2 separate regions of the Homo sapiens genome follow, and region 2 is linked to region 1. Evidence: read pairs that join two places in POLR2A ChIA-PET (ENCODE). Cell type or tissue: PC-9. All regions are shown on one strand.

Region 1 (2,500 bases):
GATTGATAGAAACAGAAAGATTGGGGAACGAATATGAAGTGTCAAGTTTGGGAGATGTTACATGTGAAGGGATGGGGTGCTCAGGAGGAAGCATCAAAAGAAAGGAAGGGTGGGGAGGCTAGAGTTCAGATGAAATACTGGGGGCAAATGAACAAACATTTTAGAGAGTCTGGCCACTCATTTATTCATTTAACAAATATTTATCATATAACTACTATATGTCAGCCACTGTGCTAGATGCTGGCATTGGACAAGTTCTATTAATACAAGGAAATCAATTTGAAGACAAAAGATGCCAGAAAGGGGTGAGGATTGAGCTTTGAGGGATGCCAACCTGTTGTGTGGGAGAAGAAAGAGGAGTGACCAAAGGAAACAGAAGAAGAGTGCCCAGAAAGAGCAGGGTAGATCTAGCTAATGTGGTATTAAGGGAACCAGAGGAGAACATTTTCAGAATGACATGATGTAGTCAACAGCAGATATTTATTAAGCACCTTTTGCTGATGCAGAAAATACTTTGTTCTTCACCTCATCCCTTCAAAGGTAGAGAAGCCTCCCCTGGCCCCTGAAAACACAGCCTACCTGTGAGCTCTCTTTCATCCTGACTGCCAGGTTCCACAGGCAACAACTCCATTAACCATGCCTTAGCTACTGCCCTACATGTTGAATTTTGTTTTATATGTATTTTAAATCAGAATCCTTCCTGATTTTGCCCTTGATATGGTTTAGATATTTGTCTCCTCCAAATCTCATGTTGAAATGTGACCCCCAGTGTTGGAGATGGGGTCTGTTGGGAGCTGTTTGGGTCATGTGGGTGGATCCCTCATGAATGGCTTGGTGCCCTCCCCATGGTAATGAGTTCTCTTTCTGTTATATTAGTTCATATGAGAGCTGGTTGCTTAAAAAGAACCTGACATCTCTCTTGTTCTCTCCCCCACCATGTGACACGCTGCGTCCCCCTTCACCATCCATGAGAAAGGCTTCCTGAAGCCTCACCAGAAGTGGAGCAAGTACTGGTCCCATGCTTGTACAGCCTGCAGAACCATGAGCCAAATAAACCTCTGTTCTTTATAAATTACTCAGTCTCAGGTATTCCTTTATAGCAACACAAAGTGGACCAATACAGCCCCTGTTGTTCTGTGTCATTTGGGTATTTCCTTGAATTTACAGGTGGGCTGCTGAGTTCTCCCTAACTCAAATCTTTTCCCTTTTGGCCTGTTCGTCTTTCTTTTTAAGCCTCTAGTGTCACACATCTATTCTGCAGATGCTATGTGTGTTCTGAACTTGGGGCTGCACTAGCTCCCCGTCTGACTTCCTAATCCCTACTGCCTGGTCAGTGCCTGGGTTTGTTTTCATTTGTTTTGTTTTCTTGCCCTACCCTTTCCACACATGCCGACTTCCTGATTCTATTGCTTAACTAAGCCCTTGATACTATGTCCAACAGCTTTAATCCTGCCACCTGCTCAGACCTGTGGTAGACTTGACCTCATTACTTACTTTTCTGTGACTTCTCCCTGCCGGTCTTCCACTTGCAACAGGACACTGCCTGTTGCTACCATGTTAGTATCCTTTCTTCTGAGCTATATCTTGAGTTCCTTAGAGGGAAGAAACACATGTCCCAAGAGTTTTGAGCCCTTACGATAGACTCTGATCAGAAACATCATGGATTCCATTTTCAGTGCAGCTGTACTCGCTGCACTGGTCATTTGGATGGGCCCGTGGTTTCAGTAGTAGGAGAATACATCAACTGTCTGCCTTCCTGCCTTCTCCCTCTGGCAAATCCCCTTACCTAAGCCAACTCCCGGGACTGGGAGTTGACCAAAGTAGGATGGTCAAGAGGTCAAAGGATTCTGGGGTTTATAACGCCAAGGGCTGAAGATGATGGACTGTGCTCAGGTACAGAGACATACGGATCAGAATTCTGGCCTGGAAGAAATGTGAGGGGGTACAGGTCATGATGATGGTTCTTCTACCGCCTCAGCATTCTCATCATTAATATCAAGACGTTTTGTCCCAATTCCAGTCCTTCTACATAAGTCTGAGCTCTTCAGTCAGATTTCAGTGTCAGAACCTGCCGTGGGACCCAAGGGCCAGCTGTACAGTCCTAGACTCATCTTGGCAAAATATGATGACACTCTACCTTGAGACTCTGTTGTAAAGTGAATATGTTTAGTCTCACTGGTGAGAATGACCTTTCCCTGGAGAAGAGTGTACAGAAAATACCTACTTACACATTTAAGTCAGGACCACAGATTTCATGAAGTCCAGGGAGAATCTGATGAAAACACGTGTTTAGTGGACATGGAAACAGATCAGTAGTTGACCAAGAGCAGACATTGCCGTTGCCCACATAGCTTGTACCCTGCCTGGTCTTGATCCCCTTCCTTCATCTGCCATGACATCTGTGTCCGAATTACTCACCTTACATATAGCCTTGCTTCTGCTCGTGCTCCCCTTTTATATGTATGTCTTGGCTCCCCAGTTAGACTCAGCTCCTGGAGGC
Region 2 (2,500 bases), 73 kb before region 1:
GGGAGGAGGGCTCCGGTAGATGAGGTGGGGGTTTGAGCTGAGCTCCATTTCAGCCATAATAAGTAGAAGGGGCCTGCAGCTCATTGGAGTGGAGATGCCTAGGAGGCAGGTGGAATTACAGACTGAAGACGTGGGAAAAGAGGTGGGTAGGTATTCAAGATTTAGAAGTTGAGATTATCCAGGGAGAGGCCCAAGAATGAAATCATTCATCTAGACATAAATGTGTGAAAGGCCGGGTGTGGTGGCTCACACCTGTAATCCCAGCACTTTGAGAGGGCGAGGCAAGCCGATTGCTTGAGCCCAAGAGTTTGAGACCAGCCTGGGCAACAGAGCAAGGCCCTGTCTCTACAAAAATACAAAAAATTAGCTGGGTGTGGTGTGTGTGCCTGTAGTCCCAGCTACTCAGGAGGCTGAGGTGGGGGGATCACTTGAGTCCGAGAGGTTGAGACTGCAGTGAGCCAAGATTGCACCACTATGCTCCAGCCTGGATGATGGAGTGAGACCCTGTCTCAAAAAGCAAACAAAACAAAACAAACAAATAAAAAACCACACCAAATCTGTGAAAAGGTACAGAAGGAAACTGCAGAGTACACACATATTTTTACATCAATCCCTTCTGTACTCATTCCACAGCAACATTTTAAAAATAAATTTGTAATCTGGAAGTTTTAAATAAATAAATCTGTAATCCCTGGGCGCGGTGGCTCAAGCCTGTAATCCCAGCACTTTGGAAGGCCGAGGCGGGCGGATCACAAGGTCAGGAGATCGAGATCATCCTGGCTAACGCTTAAAAATACAAAAAAATTAGTCGAGCATGGTGGCTCGCGCCTGTAGTCCCAGCTGCTGGGGAGGCTGAGGCAGGAGAATGGCGTGAACCCGGGAGGCGGAGCTTGCAGTGAGCCTAGATCGCACCACTGCACTCCAGCCTGGGCGACAGATGGAGACTCTGTCTCAAAAAAATAATAATAATAAAATAATAAATCTGTGATCTGGAGGTTTAATCTGTCAAATTAAAAACATAATAGTCTTATTATGGGGTATTATTTAGGAATGTGGCTAACATCAAGATATGAAAGAAGAATGGAGACATCTACTTTTTTTTAATTTTAATTATTTTTTTAAAGGCAGGACACCACTATGTCACCCAGGCTGGTCCCAAACTCCTGGGCTCAAGCAATCCTCTTGCCTCTCTGCCTTACAAAGTGCTGAGATTACAGGCGTGAGCCACCGCATCTGGCCTTTGTTAACATTTCAAGAAAAGGTAATGTCCCTGTAATCCCAGCAATTTGGGAGTCCGAGGCAGGTGGATCGCCTGAGGTCAGGAGTTCAAGACCAGCCTGACCAACTGGTGAAACCCCATCTCTGCTAAAAATACAAAAAAAAAAAAAAAAAAAAAAAAAAATTAGGTGTGGTGGCAGGTGCCTGTAATCCCAGCTATGTGGGAGGCTGAGGATTCCCAGAGGAGAATCGCTTGAACCTGGGAGGCAGAGGTTGCAGTGAATGGAGATCACGCCATTGCACTCCAGTCTGGGCAACAAGAGAGAAACTCCGTCTTGAAAAAAAAAAAAGAAAAGAAAAGAAAAAGAAAAAGAAAAAAGAAAAGGTAATGTCAGTATTGTAAACACTGGAGTCCTGGTTATTGACTTAGGAATTGTTGACCTTGAGAGTGTAATCCTCATCCCTGATTTTTCATATTTTTTTCTCATCTATTCAGGTCAGAGAAAAACTTTTCTAGTTATTTCACACTCAGATGGATTTGCCAAGAGCCTGAGGTACAATGGAGGACCCATTCTCTTTTAGAACTGCCAGCTGGTGACTGGGGTCACATGCCATAAAGACAAACAGCTGGTGCCTAAGTCAAGACATTCTCTTTACTTATCAAACTCTTAAGAATGCTTAGCATTATTTCCTAGGTTAAAGTTGTATCTTAGACGTTAATGGGATGCAAAATTATTTGACTTGTCTCTTTGCATAAAAGATCTTTGCCATGCTTCGGGGCATACCAGACACAATCACCCCATAATTATGGGATAGCTCTTGGGACTGGCTTCAATTAACCAAGCTGCTTCTCAGTTACTACTATATTATCCATATTTATAGCATTTGACATTTTCACAGTGCTCTTTAATCAGATTGTATGTAGGCTGACTTAATCTAAATCTCTCACATACTTGGGATACCAGATGTTCCTGTTTTCTGGACCTTCGAGATGGAGAAACAAGGCATGAATCAGTTGTCCGATGATGGCACCTGGGAGTTACAGTCTCAAGTTACTTGGGCAGGTCAGGGGTGGTTGAGCATTCATACTAAAGAAAAGACCTTTTTGGTAAGGTTGGTTAGGTCAATGGGACACCAAGAAACTGGGCTAAAGGTAAAAAGACATTGTCTTGAGTTCAAAGGTCCAAGGACTGGACTAGCCCAGCTAGTTCAATGGAACCTCAGGAGCCTAAAGTCCTTGCAACCACCAGGCTAACAAGGCAATGAGACGGAGCAAGGATGC

Evidence for each region. ChIA-PET counts read pairs that join two places held together with the same protein. Peaks named below come from ENCODE experiments on the same cell type or tissue, not always from the same donor. Only the 100,000 strongest peaks of a DNase experiment are listed, where the experiment ranks them.
Region 2: POLR2A ChIA-PET joins it to region 1 with 9 read pairs; 2 of 35 experiments call an interaction of 5 or more read pairs at or near these places.

The regions. Positions count from the first base shown.
Region 1 is chr15:80,738,683-80,741,182 of GRCh38, forward strand. All of the region lies in intron 1 of ABHD17C (abhydrolase domain containing 17C, depalmitoylase), which reads left to right. Among named protein-coding and RNA genes, the nearest start is that of CEMIP, 39 kb to the right of the region's middle. In PC-9, no CTCF peak of the experiment used is centred here; a DNase peak (open chromatin) is centred at 1,409; H3K27ac peaks cover 1,350 bases.
Region 2 is chr15:80,666,026-80,668,525 of GRCh38, forward strand. No RefSeq gene overlaps it. Among named protein-coding and RNA genes, the nearest start is that of ABHD17C, 28 kb to the right of the region's middle. In PC-9, no CTCF peak of the experiment used is centred here; no DNase peak of the experiment used is centred here.